3 separate regions of the Mus musculus genome follow, and regions 1 and 3 are each linked to region 2. A link is a loop called in an ENCODE intact Hi-C map of the cell type or tissue named here. Cell type or tissue: left cerebral cortex. All regions are shown on one strand. Region 1 has its middle 27 kb from the start of Gm33630. Region 2 holds the start of Gm23117 (a small nuclear RNA gene). Region 3 has its middle 13 kb from the start of Gm33630.

Evidence for each region. Hi-C counts contacts between places; a loop is a spot of excess contacts. Peaks named below come from ENCODE experiments on the same cell type or tissue, not always from the same donor. Only the 100,000 strongest peaks of a DNase experiment are listed, where the experiment ranks them.
Region 1: it touches region 2 in a loop (2.1-fold over the local background); 9 of 42 quality-filtered maps call a loop at or near these places.
Region 3: a loop joins it to region 2, with 2.8 times the contacts of the local background. A loop is called at or near these places in 4 of 42 quality-filtered maps.

The regions. Positions count from the first base shown.
Region 1 is chr13:44,069,082-44,077,081 of GRCm38, reverse strand. No RefSeq gene overlaps it. Among named protein-coding and RNA genes, the nearest start is that of Gm33630, 27 kb to the left of the region's middle. In left cerebral cortex, no CTCF peak of the experiment used is centred here; DNase peaks (open chromatin) are centred at 2,734 and 3,723; H3K27ac peaks cover 1,613 bases.
Region 2 is chr13:43,871,128-43,879,127 of GRCm38, reverse strand. Gm23117 (a small nuclear RNA gene) reads right to left here and starts at 6,326; the gene lies at 6,219-6,326. In left cerebral cortex, a CTCF peak has its summit at 3,032 (motif pointing left); a DNase peak (open chromatin) is centred at 3,856.
Region 3 is chr13:44,082,525-44,090,524 of GRCm38, reverse strand. No RefSeq gene overlaps it. Among named protein-coding and RNA genes, the nearest start is that of Gm33630, 13 kb to the left of the region's middle. In left cerebral cortex, no CTCF peak of the experiment used is centred here; DNase peaks (open chromatin) are centred at 3,537, 4,032 and 4,386.

The DNA of each region.
Region 1 (8,000 bases), 200 kb before region 2:
TTAACTTTTTCTTCGTAGAAATGCTAGTTATTCACATACAGGGATGGGGGGAAGACTATAAGGAGTGGGGAGGAAAGAGAAATGGAGGAAAAGAAAGAAAACAAATTTGAAAGATACAGCTCTTCTTTCACACAGCTGGCTGCCAGTTGCCCACACAAGAGATAACCAATAGTACACACAAGTCATAAACTCAAAAGGGATTTGGTGAGTGTGCAAACAAATTATATGTCTGCAGTAGGGACTGGATTGGATGTGGCCACTGGTGTGGGTGATAGGCTTTCCTGATGGTTTACTCTGAGCCTGCACTGAGTATGGGTCCGTTTGCTATTTCTCCAAAAGCAAGATGATGCTGACATTATCCTCACAGATGGTAACACCACCTTCATCCATCAGAGAAAATCAACGCGCTTGCTGAATGGCGGCAAAAGGCCAATGATCAGAAGATGTTCGTGAGGGTTCTTGACTAAGAAAGAGTGATTGGATTTGACTGCTCCTTTATGGTTTATTCTGGTAAATGAATGATTTTTACCAACTACCGATTTGCCGAACCCAAATGACTGGGTATGATCTAGGCTGACATCTGTCCTGGGTCTTCATCAGATTCCCTGTTCTCTTCAGTTCCCATAACCCTCACTTACTGTTCCTTCACCTGCACCAAATTCCTTCACCTACGCCCTGCTCTTAGTCATGGGAAGAGCTTGTCAGTCAATCTCCTGGCCTCCAGTTCTGCTCTCTTCCACACTGAACACCAGCATAATGTTTGGAAAGCCATTCCTGGTGATGTGGCTTCTAAGTACTTATCAGTGAATTCCTTTGGCTTGAGAATAGAATACACATTCATTTGCATATAGATCATTTATGGTCTCCTATGTGACTCTCCTCCAGCCTCATCATCCCACCCCACTTCTCATCGGGCCCTCCTTCCAGTCTCCTTGAATGTTTGCATCTTCCATGTCTCTGGGCTTCTGGCTCGCTCCCTGAAAGCATTTGCCCATCTGATCCTGCATGAGATGGCTACATACAACTATTTCAAGACTTCTCATTTCCTCTGGCAGTTTTTCTGATCTAACTGTTCTGCTCATCATCTTCAGAGACACACAACTCAAAGGTGAGACCCATGCCTTGATTAGGTCAATAGAAAATAGAAGACACCCTCTGCTCAGTCCAGATCTGAGGATGGTTCATCCACAGGACCATATTTTGAAATTATGAAAGGATACAGGATCAGACATAGAAACTTGAGGCCAGAAGACACACCAAAACTGTCACAAGGCCAAGGACAGGAAAAAAAAAAGAAAGAAAGAAAAGAAAGAAAGAATGAATGTGTTCAATATACTCATTGAGATTTGATTGCATTATTCTCCCAGTAAAAGAAATAATGGGTTCCCTGATGGGGACTGAGACTGATAAATTAATGACACAAACACAGAGATTTTTATTTGATGCTTTCTTTCTCCCTCCCCTCCCCTTCCTTCCCCTCTCTCCTTCTCCCTCTCCCTCCCTCTCTCTCTCTGGAAACAGGTACAGGAATCTTCACAGAGAAGAAATGAAGATCAAAAGCACTGAATAGGGTTGACGCAGTACATATCACCTCAGCAAAGGGTAGTCAACTGTGGGGATATGACAGCACAGAAGCAAAAGGCCTTGGAGCTCTGGCAGTAAATTGTGGATACACAACTAGGAGTCAGATAGAGGAAACACTTATAAAAGATAAGGAGGAGTGCTCTAGTCTTATTTGCAAGAATTCATCTGGGCATCAGATACTTGTTTCTAGAGATCAGAATATCCCCTCCTCTTACAGGGAAGGCATCTTTCTTACCAGAAATTGACTCAGTACTTTAGAGAGGAAGAGGTAGGTCAGACAGCCTTGTGCACATCTACTGTTGCTCAAGGGCTTTCAGCTCAGAATAACCAAATAGACCAGTGGGAGGTGCATTTGAAGTAGCAGGTCCTGATTCATAGGAAAAGGGTCAAGAGTGGATCTGGAGGGTAAAGCACCCATCTGTGCTACGGCTCTGTAGTCACACATGCCCTGCAGAATTCTAGCAGCTTAGACCCTTCACTCCTATGTTGGTCTGCTCTTGGAAGAAAAGTGAACCAGTCACCTCTTCCCCCGTGCCCTTTGAAGTGGCTACAATGGAACTATAGTCTCAACAAGTAGTTTCTAAAATGAAATAACAATATTTTCAATGTACAGAGTGACAGAATAGTTAAAGACCTCAGGGAGCGTTTAGTCTGCTCTTCTTGTTTCAGGGGTAGAAAAAGTAAAGACTAGAAGCAAATAAATGCCCTGTTCGAGGATTACAATTCCTAGCAGCAGGCACAGGACTAGATCTGACTTTCCATGATTCCCTGTCTCCCTCTCTTCCTCTACCATTTAATTTTTATCACACCATCTCGAGTTATTCCTTGGAAGGAAAGTTTCCCATAAAACCAAGAACCGTATGTTTTGGCAACAAAAAAGAGACAGCAAGAAGAAGAAGAAGAAAAAAAAGAGGCTGGATATGCCTGCTTTGATTCCTCTGCCAAAAGCAATTTCTGAGTTCTCAGGATAACAGCACTTGTAAGCCCAGCAAAGTGCCACAGATCGGAGCCACGCAACGAAGTGTGGAGCCCAGGAATAACGTCATCATACAAACTACCTCTGGAGCTGGGCTGTGAGGCTGCTTTCGCTTTAACATCCTATTAGCTTGTTATCTTTAGCTTTTAAAGTCTTTCCTGGTTCCAAACCTACAGGCAGTGATGGTGAGTAGGAGGGAGGTTGAGTAAGATGTTCCTTAGTTGGGAGGCATAGCTGTTGGTGCCTTCCCCCTCAGTGATTCAGTCGTTGGCTGCTGTTGGTGTCGCTGCTGCCACTGCTGCTGCCACCGCTGTTATTTTCTTCTAGGGCAATGCTTCCGAAATGAATGCACAGTGGTAGCAAAAGTCATACAGTGTACTTAGCACAATAGATTCAGCCCTGTGTTTGTTTACCTGCCCTTACTAAATCACACTCTTGAAATCATCCTATATGCCTTTTGTCTGGATAACCTCAGATCTCGTTCAAGTGTCTACTGCATTGGGGGGCCGTTCCAAAGAATAGGGGAGATACTGGGTGGTCTTGAAAATGTGTTCAGTGGTGCAGCGCTAGAGGACTGAAGCTGGTATTGCTCTGAGCACTCACAAGTCCCCTTCATTTCACCGACAGAGAATGGTTCTCCCACTACCGAGTGGCTGGTGTAATAACCTGAGAAGATGATGTGCTTGCTGCCCCATGTGAATGGTGGGCATAGCTCAGATTTCCACGTGAGCTTTAGAGGCGACAAGACACCTATGAGTAGATGGATATCCCCACCAATAAAACGAAGGCTGTGAATTATAATGCTCTTGCTATCCAGGCCTCTAATGGGTATGAAGCCAATCCTCGAAACTCCTGCTAGAAAGGATCAAGAGGGACTATTTCTGTAGGTTCAGGATCTGTGTCGACTTAGGATCACAGGCAACTTTGCTGCCAAAAGAAACCCAGCACTGCATATTTTAGTTCCTCAGAGGACACGCAATGTTGGAAAAATCATTTTCCATCTTGCATCACAAAAAAGCCAAAGGAAAATCAGGAGAACTGTCACACTCTGTGAATAACTTTGCTACGTATAAGACAGGATTGTGTGCTGTGTGAGTGTATGCATGCGCACTCCATTCTTTTGGGAGGCACAAGGGAGAATTCCCATAGATGGGGGAGTGTGTGAGTCAGGGGATGTGGGAGAAGGCACGTGAGATCGTGGGATTACACTTAATTAGTTAAAATGTGTGCTTTATAAAAACCATTTTGCCAAAAATGAGCTTTGTGGGAAGGAGAAGGCAGCAGGGACGAGGCTGCGTGGGGGAGAGGGAGGACTGAGACGTGCCAAGAGCGAGGGAAGGCTTACTTGTTGTTGAATGTTGAATCCCACTGACGAGTGTGCCATGAGCCAATTCAGGGAAATTTGAATGCAAATTGAGAGAGTGCAAAACTACTGGGCCCTGATATTATGTAGAGACATTGTGTGTGTGTGTGTGTGTGTGTGCGTGTGTGTGTGTGTGTGTGTGTGTGTGTGTGTGTGTGCCCTATTTTTATAAGAACTCTGAACATTCCCCAGTGACTTAAAGTTTGGGAAATCCTTGCTTGTCTCCCTTTCCCATGTCCTGTCTTTCTATAACACAATAGTGGTGACATATCCCCTGGTCCTTTTCTTCTCGTGGGCCCTTGTGACTTTACCAAGTGAAGGCACAGAGTTCTTTCCTCTTGAGGATGCTATATCTTAGAAGAAAGAAGAGACCAGATTCTCACTAGACCATGAACATATTGACACCCTGTCTTTGGACTTTACAGGTTTTAGAATAATAAGAAATTATATCTTCTGTTATTTATAACTTCCCAAGTCTCAAGTATTCTATTATACTGGCTAGGATGGCACTAGCTACTGTAACAGCCTCCAACCTTCAGTGGCTCCGTGGATTTTGGAAAACAGACTAGACTGCTCCTTGCATCATGTGCCTGTGCCGTTCTCCTAGGGACTGGAAGTCCTTGGAGTCTACACTAGAATGTGAGATAGAGGGTGAAGAAGGGGACCATGCCTCTTCATAGCTTAAAACTCAGAGGTTACAGATATGAATTCCACGTGTACCCTCTGAGCCTGCCCCAGATGCTTGGATGTTTGGGGAACAGAGTCTGATCGAGTCACAGAAATTAGTGATGAAGACAGATCCTAGCCAGAATATTTTGCTACATAAGCAAGAGCTTGCAGTTTGAACAACAGAAATGGCTATACTCTACTACTGCCCACTTAGAGCAACCGCTCTTGACAATAAGGGGAAAAAATGACTAGACATCTTTTTCCATTGACCATAATGCTTTCTCCAGAGACAACAAAGGCAAAGCCCTAATATAGCATTTCTGTGAAATTTTTTAAATAAATGAAGTTAAGGATTCTGTGGGTTTCATTTTCCTTCTGTGTCCTCTGAGTTTGCCCTGCTCCTTCTCCACACCTGACACCCACTCCACCCTGGAAGCCCACTCTACTTCAGACACCAGCCTGTCCTCCCCACTGTTCCCTCTGGATTCATGATGTACATTCCTTTGCCATACGAATCTCCTTTCTCACACACATGTGTTTTAAAAGCCTTGCTTTTTATCAAAGGGTTTGAAAATACTCCCAAAACAATGGGGAGACATCTTTCTTTTTAGAAATCTCCAGACAGGCAGAACCATCAGTCATCTTCAGGACATCCCTGACTTTGGCAATAACACTAGGAACCAACACCTTTCCCTTCTCCCTGCTTGTAAATCAAAGGGCATGGGAGATAACTCATTCTTGATGGTGCAGAAGCTGAGATGAAGCAAACTTCAGTAGAGCCTTGACTCAGGTTTCACAGCTAGTTTATGAAGAATGACACTAAGAACCCAGGCATCTTGACTTCCTACGCCATTTTTTTTTCAGTTCTGATAAACAATCCTAAAAGCACTTGGGCTTAGGTATCAACACCAGTAGGCACTCCAAACGATAGGACATACACTTCTGTGGACATGCTCATGTGTGTGCAAGCATGATGAAATCTGTTATCAGCCCTGTCATCTTCTCTCACCCCACCCCCACCCCAGATCTTTTCTTAAAATAGGACTGATCATTTTAGGTGTCCACAATATTTTCACTAGGGCATAGTATTTGGTGCCTAATTAGTGCGGTTTCCCCCTTATATAAAAGCTACATGTGACCTAAAGACAAACTTATCAACACATGTACATGATAACCAAAATCAGAAGACATAGATGCTGATGAGAGAAATCAAAGAAGATCTAAGAGAATTGAACACTGTATCACTTGCATGAATGAGATGTTTCTTGAGTGGGATGTTTCATGAATGGAATGGATCATTACAAGTCAAACCTATCTAAAGAGTTGATCTAAAGAGTCAATAAGATATAAACCCAAGACTAAGCTGTTTTGACGACATTGACAAGCTGATTCCAAAATGAATAGGGTCATGCCAACAGAGACATAGCTAAAGAAAAAAACTAAGAGGCCACCGTGTGCCCTTATAAAAGCGCATCAGGAACTGAGGAATTGCTTAGCAGCGGAATGTGTGCCTGAAACTCATAGGCCCCAGGTCTGAAACAAGCACACATTGCTAACAGAAATGATTATGGACTAGTCCATTGTAAGGACTGAAAGTCTGGAAACAGACTTACCCTGCATATGTGTATATCTGGTTTGACTTATTAAATTATGGTACCATGGCTAAAGGACAATGTTTTCAATAATGGAACTGGTTCAGTTTGATATCTCTATAGGAAAACATATCTTGACTTTAGCACTCTCTTTCTCTATAAATATTGACTCCAAATGTGGAGGAAAGATAATAAATACTCTAGAAGAGAATGTGGCATATGTTTTCTGAAGAGTCAGGTGTTAGACATCTTGGGTTTTATTGGACCATAGGATTGACTCACAGTTGACATAGACATTAGGTAAATGCATAAGCAAGGTTGTGTCTTATAAAGCAATTTTCTTATCAAAGTCACGGGTGGTAAAATGGATTTGGGCCACAGATTATAGCTTGCCAATCCCCATCCCAGAAGATGACACAGGAGAATACTTCTGTGGTTTTTGACTTGGTTTTTAATGGCAGCTGAGGTACTAGCTGTAAAAGTGCTCTACATTGGATCCCTGTAAGTCAGAGTAAAGGGGACAATCTACTGAGTGTACAAAGTTAATTGTAGCACATGGGACTTACATACAGGTGTGTGTGTGTGTGTGTGTGTTGCATGTGTTTGTATGCATGTTTTTGCATATGGGAATGGTCATACGGAAGCCTAAGGTTGAAGTCTGGAATCATCTTTTATCATCCTTTCACCTTATTTGTGGAGGCAGAGTCTCTCAGTCAACTCATAGCTAGCCAATATGGCTAGTCATGCTAGCACTTTGCTCCAGGGATTTCCCGTCTCTGCCCTTTGGAGTTCAGAATTATACGTGGGCTTCCATGGCCACCCTGCATTTATGAGGGTTTCTGGGAATTTTCCTTATGATTCTCATGATTACATAGCAAGGGCTTAACCATCTTCCCCAATCCTCACGCTCTGGGTCTTAGGATCTTCAGTCGGAAGTCTCCTACACCATGTAACTTGTGATCGAATTAATTTGTTATCCTTTTCTTTCTCCAATTGTTCTTCATTAGAGGAATGTTGGCCATGGTCCTTTATGATGGGGGAAAGGAGACCCCCTACTTTTCTATTTCTACAATAACAGCAAAACTAAACAAACTCCCATTAAATGCAAATACACCTGGAAGTTTCCAAATGTGATGTAATTTAAAGTAATTAGATCAAAATCATGCTTAAGGTATGACTCATGTATGCGTGCAAATGCAAGTAAAATTAAGCTCATGTTTTTGAGTGGACAGTGGTTATCCTCGGGGAAGAGGGAATGGGTTATAAATTGGAAGTGCCTTCTGAAGTGGGTTGCTTGGGTGTTGATGAAATTCTATTCTTTGACCTGAGTGGTCCTTCATTTTGTGATAGATCCTAGAGCCATATATGTTTTCTGAATGCATTTTTCTACACTACATGATATATCACTTAAAAGATTTTTAAGAATTCATTAAAGTTAAAAGAAAAAGTTCACTATCATGTCTTCCCTTTGTGCATTTTAAACCCAGAGCAGGAAAGACACAAAAGCTACAGAGATGTTGAAAAACAACCCCCAGTCTCTTTGGTCTGGCTCCAAGATCCAACTAGCCTGAATATACTCAACCTAAAACGTCACCCCTGTTATTGACCCCCCTCAGGAGAAAGATAGTTCTAGACAGCCCCAAAGAAAGCTGTCTCGGGATTATCAAGTCAAGAAGAGAAGCCTCAAGACTTTCTTTCCTGGCCCCATCTTCAGTGAAGTCTTGAAGGAAGTGGTTTTCTTCACAATACAGTGGTTCAGGTTTCTATCAGTCAGTTCAGACTCCTTCTTCTCTATGGACTGGGTGGCTTCGTAAAC
Region 2 (8,000 bases):
TTATATCACTTTGCCCTGACCCATGGGACCAAAGAATTTCTGTCTTATAATGGAGCCTTTTGGGCAAGTTCCTACATTTAACTGGCTTGGATCCAGAATGGAACCTTCTTCTTGCAACTAAACTCCCGTCTCAATTTCAAAGAGCATTTTTGTAAAGACAGAGCATATTGATAGCATATGCAAATATCCCCCATTATGTCCTTCAGGAAGAGAGAATTCTGCATGAGACACGGACACTAAGACAAATGATCTTCTGCATATGAGGACAGTCGGGGACGAGGAAATGTCGTGATCTAGTGGAGAGGAACAGACTGCTGGTATTCAAGATGGAGCTGTTCCAAGGCTGCTTGCACGACATAGGTCTTCCCAATATAGGCCCCTTTGTAGGCTTCCTGAGACTCCTCAGGACATGGCAATTTCTTTCTTCAGAGTTAAAGTGGTGCATTTGTAGTGTACACTTGCTGGACTGAAGAATGCCCTGGCAACCAGTGGAACATTATTTCCTGGTGTGTCTGTGAGGGTGTTTCCAGAGAAGATTGGCATGTGGGTAGGGAATGAAGGCAGAGGAGATAGTCCCAAGATTCACATAGGACCATTCATCTCAGTGTGAACACACACACACACACACACACACACACACACACACACACACAGAGATTATCTGGAGAATTCCAACTGTTAAAAGGTAAGAGGATGACACAGTAGGTTTTATGATTTACTTCCCAAAGTAGCAAACTATCACCTCTTCTTTATTCAGTTCATTAGAAGCGACCTCTAAGTTTAGCTATGACTCAGAGGGGAAGCAAGGAGTGGGAGCAAAGAGCTAAGGAGTCAGAAGTATCAAAGACATAGGGAAGACATTTTAAATCCGTCACAGGCTGTTCCTTTGGTTCAATTTGGCAGAATATTTTGGACATTCAGTGGCCTTTTTCTGATGTACTTCTTAAATATGTAAATTGTTTGCTCCACAATCTGGAGGGGGGGGGAGCCCACTAGCATCACCTGACACTGTAAGAAACAGGTGGTGTGACGCGAAGCTCTATGGTTCTGAGTGTTTGACCTCATAGCGCCCACTTTGAAGCCATTTTCGTTTTCTCTGCGCAGCATGAAGTGGGCTCTCGCTGAGATCCACTTTCAACCTCTCTAACGCATAATAGCAACAGCACTTGCTACGAACTGCGCTAAGAGCACCCACCAATGCCAGTTGGTTAAACCCTCATGGCCACCCTGCGAGCTAGGTGTGCTACTGGCCTCCCTACTTCACACACAGGGACAAGTGAGAGTTGAAATAATTTGCCCGAGGTCCCTTAGCCAGTAAATGGTAGTAGCACTTGGACTTGATCCCAGGAAATCTGGCTCCAGATATTGGACTCTTACATCCCTACATTATTACATTCATTCTCTCTTCTGATAGACTAACCCTTCTTACAGGGCCCCCTAAGGCCAAGCATGAACTCATAGCTCATACTATGAAGTTCCTGCTTTGGTAGATGCTCTCAGAAGTTCTCTGCAAAGCAAGAAGAGACCGAACTCTTGATGTTTATCGCCACCACCATAGGGGTCTCCTTACCACGCCTCTTTATGTCCAGGAAAACATTCCTTTCCTCACTCCCTCCAGGCCTAGAGATAATAAATGTTAGGGCCATCTGAGAGGAGGGAACCCCAATTAAGAAAATGCCTCCATAAGATCTATCTGAGGACAAGCTTATAGGGCATTTCCTGATTGGTGAGAGAGGGCCCAGCCCATTGTAGGTGGTGCCATCCTTGGGCTGGTGGTCCTAGGTTTTACAAGAAAGCAGACTGAGCAAGGCACGCAGAGCAAGCCAGTAAGCAGCACCCCTTCATGGCCTCTGCATCAGCTCCTGCCTCCAGGTTCCTACTCAGTGTTGAGGCCCTGCCATGACTGTTTTTGATGATGGAGCTGTGAGTGAAATCCATCCCTTTCCTACCAAAGTGGCTTTAGGCCTTGGTGGTTTTTCTCAGCAGTAGTAACCCTAGCTAAGACAGATTGTTTTCTTAAAAACAGAATTTCATTCTATAGCCCAGGTTAGCCTAGGTCTTACTATATCTCACTATATAGCACAGGATGACCTTGACTCAGCGGCAATCCCCCTGTTTCAGCTCCCTAAGTCCTGGGATTACATACATGAGCCACCACGTCTAAACTGCTTTTGATCGCTAATGTCCTCTCAATTCTCAAATGCTAAAGACTGAGTCAAGAGTTCGTATCTCTCCACTTCACTGTGTTGTCTTGACAGAGGCCCAAAGGCCATAGAGGGTGAAATGATCATGAAAACCAACAGTTGGAACCATGAAAAAAAAAAAAAAAGTAAACCTTTCTTCTCTTCGTTGATTTTCCCAGGTATTTAGTCACAGCAATGGAAAGCTAGCATAGTAATGGCTCTCTGTTGATATTAGACAGCAAAATGGTCCCTAGAAATGTCTGTTCTGTTCCAGAACTTAAGGTGTCCTTGTACATGAAAGAATAGATTCCACAGGTGTGACTCATAAAAGGTCTTCAAAAGGGAAGAGAGACTAGCAGGGATACGAGAGAAGCATCTTTTCCTTGTATCCATCCTGAGCCCATTGGGCCCCCTGAATCAAATGGAAGCCTGTGTTGATCAGTCACTGTGATGAAGGATCTGAGTTAAGATTGTTTGTTTGTTTGTTTGTTTGTTTGTTTTGGTTTTTGAGACAGGGTTTTTCTGTGTAGCCCTGGCTGTCCTGGAACTCACTTTGTAGACCAGGCTGACCTCGAACTCAGAAATCCGCCTGCCTCTGCCTCCCAAGTGCTGGGATTAAAGGTGTGCGCCATCACGCCCAGTGTGAGGTAAGATTTATCATGGTTTCTGCCTGCGGTTGTTGGACTGGTTGCTTTAGGCCTGTGGTGAGGAGGCGCATCATGGCAAGAACGTGTGGAGGAGGAAGCTGCTTACCTCACGGTGGCCAGGAAGAAAATGACCCACGGGAAAGAGGCCAAGGGTCCCAACTTCCAAACCCCAACTTCTATTAGTCCCCACCACTTAGCAATATCGCCATCTGCTGAGCACCTAGCCTTAAAGCATGGCGTTTGGAGGACACGCCAGATCCAGAAACAACACCTGGGTTCAGCTAATTTAGATAAAGAGGGCAAGGCTGAACTAAAGCACACCTTTAATCCCAGCCTTGAGGAGGCAGAGGCAGGCGGATCTCTAGGCTGGAGGCCAGCCTGGTCTACAGAGTGAGTTCCAGGACATCCAGGGGTATACCAAGAAACCCTGTCTTGAAGATAGATAGATAGATAGATAGATAGATAGATAGATACGATACGATACGATACATACATAAATATATATATATACATACATTGATACATACATACATACACACATACATACATACACACATACATGTATACATACGTGCAAACATACATACATGGATACATACATACATGCATAGATGGGTGAAGAGGGATGAGAAGGATGAAGGGGTCAGACCAGTCAGTTCTACAAAGCAGACTTCGGGGCACACCTGGAAATCTGTGTGGGAGTAAAACACAGGCCAGGCTGGGAGAGAGAACCTACAGGCCAGGTAATCAGCAAAGCCCTTTGTTATGGACAAAGGGCTGGGTTCCTCTTGGTAGAGCATCTCTCTTGAGAAGGTGAAGGTTTGCTGAGGGTAAGGATAATGTTATCCTGCCATGGATGCTGCCGGGATGTGTCTATTCAGGAATCTATTCTAGGTGGTGACTGAATCATTCCATTCTCTAGCCCAGTTCTGGATATTATTTAAGTGTGGCTAAAAATAGGGAAGGTTGTTGTTGGAGGGAACTCTGCAGTCGCCCCTGAGAATATTACCAGTGTAGCTCAGACCTCTTCCTCCAGCGCTCCTAGCAGATGTCCTCAAAACCTCCCCACAGAAGTCTTAAGATTTATTGCCAGGCCTGGGAAATAATGAAGATGTTGACTAGTTAGAATCATACCTGCATTTGCACAGGTATGGCCCAGGCTGTGCAGTCTCACCATGTGTCACACTTTGCATGAAAGCTGCCCTAGAGCTTCATGCCTGCCATGATCCGTGCGGCTGATCACAGGTGTCTGACCACATTAGTGTCTGCTCTGTGCTCGGCTCCCCTGCTATGGCTCAGCTACTTCAAGCTGAGTTCTCTACCCCCTGCCATATTGCTATCAAGAACAAATTATTCCACCTCTTTTCTTTGCCTCTGCAAAGGCTAAGCCACTAGTGCCTCTTCTTAACTGAATATTCTGGGGTGGTGATGTGTGTGTGTGGGGGGGGGGGTGTTGTCTTTCAGGAAAGGCTGCTTTCCATTTTGAGCAAGTCAAGCAGTCAGATAAGGTACCCCCCCCCCAAAACATCTGACCCTGACCCACGACCACTGTGATCATGACTATCAAAAACTGTGATAAAGGCTTGTATAAAATCTCTGTTTGGGGTTGACTTGGTATGTAGCAATAGAAAACCTACAGGTGCTCAGACTATTTGATTCTCTTGCCGGAATGGTCTAAAAAAAGCCTTGTTGAAACAGCACACACATGGCCCTGACTGTAGACACCAGGCAGAGAAGGTTGTAAAGGCGATTTCAGGATGTGTACATGCAGAGTTCCCGGGAGCTGAGGATACCCCTTAGGAGTTCCCTTCCCTTTTCGGAAAGGCAAAGGCAAGATGTGCTTTGCATGGTTCTACGCAATATACCCCATTTCTCCAAGTGGCCGACAGGTCTTTCGTCCTCTTGGAGGGTCCTATTGAAGACTTAAGAGGATTGTTCTAATTTCTTCTTCTACCAGGGTCTAATTGCATTTCTCTGCCAATAACCCGTACATGTTTACATATAAATTTATACAGACATGGAGCTCATGTAGCTAGCCTCAATTAATTACTAATAGTTAATAGGTAATAGCTTTACTACGTGGTCAGGTTGACAAAGAAGAAAAGACATTCTCTCTTTCTCCAGGAGCCAGTAACAAACACTAGGATATAGGTGTCTAGGGACCTTAACAGAAGAGACTTCCAAGGCTCTGGAAGGATGGCGTGAGTGGGGGGCACACCAGCTCAGGAAGAGCTTTTTATATTGAGAAGTGAACATGACTTTTTAAAGGGATTTTTGTAGCACCTTGAGGACCATCACTCTTGCCCTGGGTAGAAAACCAGCAGGAAGGAGTGTGAAGTTTCTGATCTGCAGTACTGTACAATGCCTCATGGACTCTGAGTTTAACAAAAGCTCCAACTAATAAAAAGTGCAACTGATGACACCCACAGGAGCCCTGAACATGCTCTTGCTTCCTAGGTAAAGATGAGGTGGAGTCCTCTTTGGCGGGTGGGGTTGGGGCCATGATTTCTTCCCCTGGCAGACTTTGTTTTCAGGTCGGTCTGAAAGGTGACTAATGCAGTCTAAGTTGAGGACCAGTGGAATTCTATATGTGTAAGAACCCTCTGCAACCAGGTTTGCTTATCAGTGATGGGACTGAAAGGGTTTCCCCACAGGGGGTACAGAGATTTCCATACTTGCTCAACAAGCAGTTTCCACCAAGCAGGCCTTAGGCTCCTTATTCTAAAGCAAGGCATGCTTACCGCATCCAGCTGAGAACAAACAGAGGTAAACAAAGCCAGCTGACACATGCACATCTGTCTGTCACTTTTAATTTTTTTTTTCAAGACAGGCTTTCTCTACGTAGCCCTGGATGTCCTGGAACTTGCTCTATACACCAGGGCTGGCTTTAAACTCACATGAAACCTGTCTGCCTTTGCCTCCCAAGTGTTGGGATGAAAGATGTGTGCCACCACCATCTGGCTGAAACTGTGAAACTGTCGCTTTTTAAAAGCCCATAAACATATATTAATATTTTATTAATTCTTCAAGAATTTTACACATAGTATCTTAACCATACTCTCCCCCTCCTTCCCCTAACTTCTCCTAGTCACCCCTCCCATCTTTCTAACCGGTTTATTTGCTTTCTTTTTAGTAACTCACGGAGTCTAATTCATGCTGACCATATATATATACTCATAGATGTGGGGCTATCCAACAAAACATGGTCAGCCTACCGGCGGCCACACTTTTAAGGGAAACTGATTCTACCTACATTAGAAGCCATCACAGGTCCATAGGACCACTGTTAGAGGTGGGCACTCATGAGTCCAACTCTGCCAGGCTGGAATGTGGGCTGCTTTGATATCCTATAGACATCCGCTAAGGCTGTGAGTTCACCCATCGCAGCCAAACCCTGGGATGCTTCCCACATTTGCATGTCATCCTTGCCCTGGGGCCAGGCAGATCTTCTCTGTGTCCTTCTGACTGTACTTCATGGGCTGTCATACAGAAGCACCCACAAGCATGTTTTAATGGCATACTACCTTAGCTCTCCCACAATGAAAGAGGTCAAATATCTGACTGAAAAGGGGGCTATTTCTTTCACCAGGCATTGGGGCTAGCTTAGTGGTTCTCAATTTTTCCAATGCTGTGACCCTTTAATACAGTCCCCCTCATGTTGGGGTGACCCCCAATCATAAAATTATTTCACTGTGACTTCATAACTGTGATTTTGCTACTGCTATGAATCATAACGTAAATATCTGATTTGTGACCCCAGAGGGGTTGTGACCCACAGGATGAGAACCAATAGTCTAGCTGGAGCCAATCATCAGATGACTTAGAGAAGGTCCCCAAGCCTGGGCTCATCTGCCGCATCTAAGCTTTAAGATGCAGCCTCTGAAAGGATCAGGGAGAGCCAGGACAAGGCCACTTGAGCAAGCCCCTTAGACAGCTGCTCTCTTCCGCGTGTCTACAGCAAGGCCAAAGCCTCCAGATGAACCATGAAAAAGTCATCTCCTCATCTGGGGTGGGTGATGCCAAACATCTGGATGTTATATAGTAAGCCATTTGGGGTTGTTTTTCTTGCTCTCTTAAACATAATCCCAACAGTAAAGCCTGGGTTTGGAACTCTGCTTTCATGTCCTCCCCGTAAGGTCAGAGTGGTCCTAATGATGTTTCTTTTCCATTAAAAGCTACACATGCACACTCAGGAGAGCGACCTGTGGGACTGGAACTGACATTTGCAGGTGACCGTGAAGCTGTTCTCAGATTCTTTGCGATCACAGGACCCAACAGTGGAAGAAAAGCCTGAAGCTAATGTCTGCAGGCCCTGGTGGCCTATGCTTTGGAAAACGCATACCTCTGCACCTGTAGCTTGGTTCTACACACAAATAAATGACACCCACACCTCTTGCACATTGTGCTTTTGAAACCCTACGATTTTGCAGGACACCCTGAAATAGGACAATGAATTCTTGGGCTTTCCATGCCCATAAACCATAGCTTGATTATAATGCTGCCAAGTTCTTGGTGAAATACAATGTATAGCCACAAGAGAGAGCGACTTGTCCCTTGCTTTGTTACATGTTCTTTTGGTTGGGCCCCACCCCTTACTACTTTCTTTCTGCTCATTTTCTCCCATGGCTCATACCACCGTTCATTTACCCTGCAAAGAGATCTTTTGGCAAAGGTAGCACTGCCACTCCAAAGAGCAGCTGTTACTCTTTAAAAGCCATTGAGCATCCTTTAATTGCAGGTACATTCTCTCCTTGAGGAAAATATTGTTGTGGAGAGACTGAAGTACAAGACAACTAAAAGCTAAAAGTGGTGGTGCACATCTGCAACCCCAGGTATCAGGAGGCTCCAACAGGGGGCTATGAGTTTCATGCCAATCATAGCTATACAAGGGAGACCCTGTCCCCCCAAAACAAGTAGGGGGAGGAGAAAATCGAGGAGGAGGAGGAAGAAGAAGAGGAAAGAAAACGGAGGGAGAAAAAGAAGAAGAGGGAGAACAGAGCAATAGAAGTTGCTGAAGAAGATCAAGCAACTTGCCTCCTTCATAGTTGAGTTGGGACATAATTTGAGTCTGTCTGTGGAAACAACACAGTAGAAAAGCCATTAAGATCTTTGCTTTGGGAGGCAGCAGGCCGGGGTGCAAGTCTGACCTCTGTCACTGTGTAACTTGAAG
Region 3 (8,000 bases), 210 kb before region 2:
ATGTAGCTAGGAGCTGAACTCTAGGATCACATTCTTTGCGATACTCTACGGCAAATCCATGATTCTATTTTGAGCAAATGCCATTCTGTTTTCCATAGAAGCTGCAGTATTCTACATTTTCAGCAGTGCATAAAAATTCTATTTTTCACAGCTTTATTGATATTTGTTAGCTTCCGTTTTAATAGCTGTCCTCCTGCATGAAAGTCAGTGGACCTAGTGTTTTGAAACTTTCTTCTAATGATTTGTATGGTAAGCAAATACATTTCTTCTATGATTCTGATGAGCTACAGTTTCAAAATTCTTAGATTATTCAGCTATATGTGAATACAGTCTTTAAAAATAACCCGGCATTATTGAATACTTGGATTGTCTGTAGTTTTTCATATAATAAATTATGAGGAGATGAACATAGAATTTTTTTACACAATTATTATTTCATTGGTATAAGTTTGAATATATGCTATCATTGAATCAGAGAGATGACCACATAAGATGTAATCTCTACTTCTAAATTACATCTATTTAGTTATAAAAAACAAAAACAAAAACAAAATCCACAGGACAAGAACCCTTTAGTGATCGAATACCCACACCACCACTGTTAACCCTAAAGATTTCACTGGAATATATTTACACCTATGAGATATAGAAACCAGTTTATCAATTTGGTCAATAAAATAAAAATGGCATCAGTCAGGCCTTTTACCAGATGACCTGGCATTCCAAAATGAAGAAGTTTTTTATTATTCTAACCCAGAGTTGGAGATGAAAGTTTCTTCAAATATGTGTGATCACTGTCTCTCTGATTCAAGTTTCCTGTATCTCATCTGCTGTCTCTGCCTGGAAGCATGCAGAAGTAAATCCTTCACTACCGTGCTTTGCTTGTGGTTATTTGAAACCGAGAGCTCAGAAACGAGATGATTTCTATAGAAGAGAATCAGCGCATCTCGATGAGTGCACACAACACACCAAGTCTAAATTACAGCCATTAGCTGGGGAATTTTCTTCCCTCTGGAACATGTTTACAAAACCATCCCCTTTGGCTTCTCCCTGCTTGCTAGGGTGGATGCTGTAAAATTTATCAGAAGACAGGCCTGTGAGCCACAGACTGAACGTTCCCCATCTCAAAATTAAAAATATACTATCCTCCCATAGCCAAACCACTCTCAATGCTGACACCGGCACTGTGAGTGGGAAAAAAAATCCCACAACTGGTCTCATATGACATGTGGCATTGCAAATAAAGGTGTACTGAAAATGTCTAATGCAATTACCTTTAGGCTATGGGTATAAGGTATACATGAAACATAAATGAAGTCTCGTCCCCAGGATACCTCATTATGAATCTGTAAATATTCCAAAATCTTACAAAAATTTCAAATCTGAAAGGCTTCCGGCCCATGCATTTTAGATAAGGTATGCTCAACATGTTCCTGCTTCATCTGAGTCACCTCTGTGAAAACCACAGACCTATGTACTGGTTCTCAGAAGTACGCACAGCACCTCAGCATTGCCTGCTAAAGCACACCCTGAGATTCTTAATCAATGAGCATAGGCAGAGCCTGCAAATCTGCCTGACTTCTAGATTGCTGTTGCTGCTTAAGAGATGCTCATTAGAGGCTGGGGGTGTAGTGCAGTTGGTAGAGCGCTTGTCTTGCATGCCTGAGATCATGACTTTGATGCCCAGTACCACATAAACCACATGTACCACTTTGGTGCTGGTACATGCCTGTAACCCCCGAGGTCAGAGAGAGAAGAAGGAGGATCAAGAGCTCAAAGTGATCTTCAGCTACATGCAGAGTTTGTCACTGGTGTGGGCTGTATGACATCCTCATTATAAGAGACACTATTTTAATTGATGCTACTATCACTTATTGGTGACATTTTTTTGGATGATCATTTAGGTGAGTTAAGAGAAAGTGGCTGTATAGTTTCTGATAGTCACGACAAATAGCCAGCCATGCATGAGGACTGGAACTAGGTTTTATCCTCAGGGCACCTTATTTGCTGAAAACTGGTGGCATCCTCCACATAGATTTGGCATCAATCAATAACTGACTTCTCTACAGAGACCACGAATCAATCTGTGTTTGCTTCAGACACCAGAGCAGCTCCTATTTACGTGAGATGCACAGACCATTTGAAGCTTGTGATTTCTTGCTCTTTTAGTACAGCATCAAATATACACTTCTTGAAGCAAGGATTCTAGTTTGTACCATGCTGGGGCACTGGGCATCCGGCTACTCCTGTTGTTTAACAAGTCAAGGTAAGGAAGTTCAATCTGAACGTGAGACAGAGATGTGTTTAGCAAGGACAAGAGGTGCCACAGAATGTGAGATGTGTTTGTGTGGTCCCTTTGCAGCTGAACTTGGCCGCAAGACTTGATTTGGCACAGCAGTAAGTGTGACAGAACTAAGGCATGGTAAACACTTGCGGACCAGGGATTGCCCTCCAATAAAACCTCTCTCAGAACAAGCAAAGGCTTTGTAGGTTAAGAGGTGATGATGGGTAACCTCGAGGAGGAAAATGGTGAAGAACTGTAGTCCATCTTCTTACCCCAGCTCAGCGAGCTCAGCCCTGCAGGAGACCTCAGCTGTGCCCTTAGTGCTGGGAAAAGGTGTCTGAGCGCTGCTCACCACCCAATTCTTAATAACTGAAAGAACTTGCTACAAAGCAATAGATAGAAATAGATCAGGAAGGATAAAAAAAACAGATTTTAAAATCTGAAAAATAGCAGCCACCTACAGAGAAATTCCTGCTTTTGATGTACCTGGGCGATCCTTTTGTTGGAATCTTTGAGAAACAAACAAACAAAAACATGGTGTCAAGACAAAAAAAAAAAATACCCTGTTTATCTTCTCATCAGTCTTCTACTGGTTCCCTGTAAGATTCAGGCACTGTCAGTCAGATGAGACAGGGGAAGGCAAGCAAAGAGCAATCCAGTACAAAATGGGGCGTGCTGTGAGGGACAGTTCAGGAAAATGGGGTTGGAGCATAGCTGAGAGAGAGCCTCCCAAAATAGGTAACCTCAGAGAGAACACTCCTGCTGGCTGCTGCCTTATACAGAGCTCAGAGATGGCTTAATCACAAGTATTTATGTAAAACTCAAACTTGGTGGGGGGGGGGGGGGGGGAGACCTAGGGAGGTGGGCAAGAAGCAAGGCCAGCTTTCTTTACTAGTTTAAAAATTTCAGAACACACCTTTGCAAGATTGACGCAATCCATTCTGGCTTCCCTTAGTCACATCCTGAACACGTGGCCAAGAAACTGTTTCCTTCTATCACCTTAACAGAGGACTCATGTGACAAGGTAGCCTGTTCCCCCCCCCCCATCCCCCTTCCCGGCCATGACACTAACAACCTGGAGATGATGAAGAAGAAAGTGTGGCGTGTGTAGGAGCTACCCCAAGAGAATCAGTCCCCAGAAGAGACGAGCTAACAAGGTGAGGACATATGACTCACAGCACTGTCTCCTAATTCTAAAGGAAGGGGAGACTGGCACCAGGCCAGGAGACAGAAAAGGCATGGAAGAAAAAACTAATTTGGAGCAGGCGAGATGAGTGTTTTCTGGCTTATTTAAAAACACAGATATAGAATCTGACTGCCAGATGGGACTGCTGAGGGAGCTGGAATGTCAACAATGGAGTCAACCATGCTGAAGCATGAAAGGATCTATTTTGACAGTAGGGAGGCCAAAGCCATGGAGAGAATGATGCTCAGTGGATCGGGTGGGTGCATCTCCAACTCTGTATTTTATTTCCATTTCAATTTCTTGGAGGCAATGGCTGAGGGTATTAGCTTGGCCCTGTATTAAGGGAAAAAGATCACTACTGGTTCCTTCAAACAACTTCAAGGCTAACTGGGAGAATAAGTCAAACAGAGAGCTGATTAACAGATAGACAAGCTTCCAGTGTGAATTTGCTGAGTGTCAATTGTAGGGTGAGCACTGAGGTCACACACCTGGGCTTGAGGAACAGAAGCAGCCCATGCCTCCCTAGAGCCTCCATTGTAACAGTCACTTAAATGTGGGGAGTATGGGGAGATGCGTCATGAAGGGCCTCCGCTCTTCTTGAAAATTCCGTGGCAGATGGGAGAGATCAGCAGGGCAGCTGTGGTGTAATGGGAAACTCATGGGATTGCAAGCTTTATGTTCTCTTAGCAGTCTCCTTGCTCTGTGACCTTTGGCAAGTCCCTGAACCACCTTGAGGATGCTTCGCCACACCCTGCTCTCTTGTCTGCAGAGAGGTGACAAGGGCATTTGCTTTTTTATCATAATGATGCTGTCTCTGTGGGAATGTGAGCTAAGGGGTTGCTGGAGGGAGGATGAACGGTAAGTCATTGTAGTGTAGAGAGCTTTGAGTTTTATGCTGTTGGCCAAATGGAAACAGAGAACCCCACTGTGGGGTAATTCTCAAGAGATAAGAATGCCTCCCGGATACAAGTGTGGGAATACATTAAAGAGACAAAACCAGAAGATATGCTAACAAGAAAAAGCTAGAGGGAAGAATACTGCCTATTCACATCATCATGTGGCAGAGCCTAGAACTCAAGGCTAGCAATACTCCCTGGCTTCTCCGGGAATGTGACATCATGTGCTCTGTGATGTTTATTGCATGGCATTCCAGGAATGAAACACAGAGCCACGTCCAAGGTCAAAAAGCCTAGAAGACAGTCCTTTGTTTAATTCTAACTCTCTCTATAAACAGTGACCTAATGTGATGATGTCTCAGTCTGGTCAGGCATCCCTGACCTCCACACCTCCCTCTCTTTACTCCCTCCTTCTACCCTGAGTCAAACTGTCTGGCCTTTGTCTCACATATGGGCTTTGCAAATGAGCACGAGTGATTCGTGAGCTCAGCTAGCTGGAAAGGAGCAAAAGCATGCCAGCAAAGCAAACACTCCAGCCAAGCCATCATCCTCTGCAGGAGGGGAGTCACCTCCTTTTGTCTCAGGGTGCACTGTTGAAGAAGGGAACACAAGGATGAAGCAAAGGACTCAACTGCGCAGTGGTTGACCAGTTGTCTTGAAGACAGCTTTGCTTTAACCCAGTCCCAGCTATAGAGGTGATTTATGTTTTCTCCTTCATTCTATGGTCTCTGTTTGCTTTCTGCAAGTTCAGGATCTTATGAATGCCATGTGAGGCAGGGGTATGAGTCCATAGTTTGTGGATCCTGGTTTCATCACTCTGTCAGGCTACCATAAAGGTCAAGTTCTATTTCTTTTTATAAGAGATGGCACCTCTGAGGACGCAGAGACGTGAGATGGCCTTGCTGATCATTCACATACAAACTCAGAAGCTGAGCAACTCAGCGGAGTCACATTCGTGGAAGATGAATTCTGACTAGAAACCAGTGATGGACAGACATGAGATAGAGGACAGATGAAAAGTCTTGTTTGAGTGTGATGGGGTGAAAGATATGGGTTAAAATGTCCTCACATATGTTGACTGAGAAGCATCCACCTAGGTTGACAGTCAGGTAATATACTCTGGAAAGTGCCAAGCAGTACATAACCTGTGATCCTCCGGTGCAGTTACTTGCCTGTGCCATGGGGCAAAAGCAGCCAGGGCAGCTGGTGAGTAGGTGGGCATGATTGTGGGCATGATTGTGTTCCCATAAAAGGTGCCTTACAGGATCAGGTGGCAACTGGGTTTTCGTTCTCTAGCCTCATCTAGATCTAGAAGCACACATTCCTCTTGAGTTCTACAATGACACCCCTACCCCCTGCCCATTTAGCTATGATGTCCTGGCAAGGAGGCCAGTTTGACTCTCTGGTACTCTTCTTTTTGCCTCCCTTTCCTTATTCCTTTGTATTCCTTTATTATTCTATGATCCATTGCTCCTTGCACACACACATACACATACATACATACATATCCACATGCACCCACACACACCACACATGCACACATGCACCTGCTGTTGGCACATGTCTATTTGAACAGAGAAATGTCCTAAGGTGAGGCCAGCAGGGATGGTGGTTTTCTTAGCAAATTCCTCCAGTATCAGGGGTGGGAGAGGTTGATGTGGCAGGTGCTGAAACCCACCCTTGTCTGTCAGGTCACAGGGTGGTTAAGGCCATTCTTTTCTCTCATTTCTCTTCAACAAAATCTCCCTTTTCTCCACCTCTCTCTTTCCAGCATCTAATAATCTGAATATTGACTCTTCTACACTCTTCTCTAAAGTTCTTTGATTTCTGTTTATATTTTCTGTCACTTTAAACACTGTTCATTCACACTTTCAAGAACAGTCCTTCCATCCAGTAATCTACCTCATAAGTCCCTCGATTGCTGTGCCCACTTTAGCACCTTGCCTCTTCCATTGGAATCATCAATGAATCATGAAAATCAGTATGGTCGTTAAGAGCTGGTCTCAGGGATTAGACTTCTAGTTTCAAATCCATAATCTGTCTGTCATTGTAGCTGAGTTCATTACCATCGCCCTGCCTTGAGTGTCTCAACTATAAAATAATGTACAGTACTCAACTCATACTATGTAGGTAAGCAACTGAATATCTAGTGCGGATCCCTTAGGATAATAGTTTATTAGAATCCATATCGATTTCACATTATTTCATGTCATGATATGATGTCATAACACCTTGTATTGCTTGCTTGTGATGGTACTGTTGCAAACAAATCTATTACACTGCCCATTCTATCACATTCAATGTGTGAATGATCATGATAGTGAATGACTGTGTTTCTGGTTTATGTATTTAACCATTCTTTTATCATGTCCCCTATGTACATACACATGTATGTATGTATGTATGTATGTATGTATGTATGTATACGGCTTACCATACGTTTTGTTGGTGTTAAAAGGCCATGTTTGGTGATCTACAGGTGCATTTTAGGCTTGCATAGGACACTGGTGTTTTTCACATACAGAGAAAATTATCTAATATTCATTTTTCAGAACGAAAGAAGCCTCAGTATAGTGGCAGGTGATTCTCCTGATCCAGGTAGTAGCCATGGGACAATCTTTGTACCTTCTCAACAGGAGAAGCCTTCGGGGCTCTAGTTATATTCACAGGAGCCAGCAGTCCCCTGAGAAGAGGTGCTAGACTTCCCATGTCCCATGTGTTACAGATGCCCATAAGTCTGCCGAGGTGAGCTTGAGGAGGTCCTGAGCCTCTGGAAGGGAATTCAGCTACACCGGGCACCATCCATCACACCACAGGGAATTCTCTGGTTAATTCTAACTTTTAAATCTTCTGCAGTTTCCCAGATACCCCGTCACCAGCATAAGGGACAGTGGGTGAGGGGGCAGTGAGACACCTAAGGCAGCTGCCCACACAACCTCTGTCTTCATCAATTGTATTTTGTATCATTGCACTCAGCACTGCCTTCACCTCAACACTGCAAATGAAGGGGTGCCAACACTGAACCATGGCAGTCAACTTCTATGGGGAGAGTTAAGGGCAGCTTTCAGGCAACACAGAAGCCGGAGGGTGGGGGTGGGGAGGGGGGAGATCAGAACAGTCCTCAGAAAGCTTCCTTTTTATCTCCTCTTCCAGTGCCCTTCAGTCCCCTCTGAACACCTTCCCCAGCACTGCACTGTCATTTCCTAGGCTCCGTCTTTCTTGCTTACCTTTGCAGTTGATTCTGGGGTAAGGGCTCCCACACCACGCTAATTCCTTTCCTTAGGAAGAATCAGAACCATAACCTATAAGAAACTGCTCTTAACCGCCTTTGGTTTCTAGCCCTGAGTCTCCTGTGGTTACTCAGAAAGATACCACTGGGCCTCTATTTCTACACATCCAACAAGAGGCCATACAAATGGGAGGAGATGGGCTTATCCATCTGTTCGTTTCTAAAGCTTCGTATTGACAAATAACAGACATTCAAAAAAAAAAAAAAAAAAGAAAGAAAGAAAAACAAGTCATGTCTGATCAGCTTTCACAAACAGAACACGTGTAAATGTTCTCTTCCAAAATGTAGCAATTTCATAAGCAGATTAGTTAATTTTAATATGACTAATGCTTTTTTAAAAAAAAA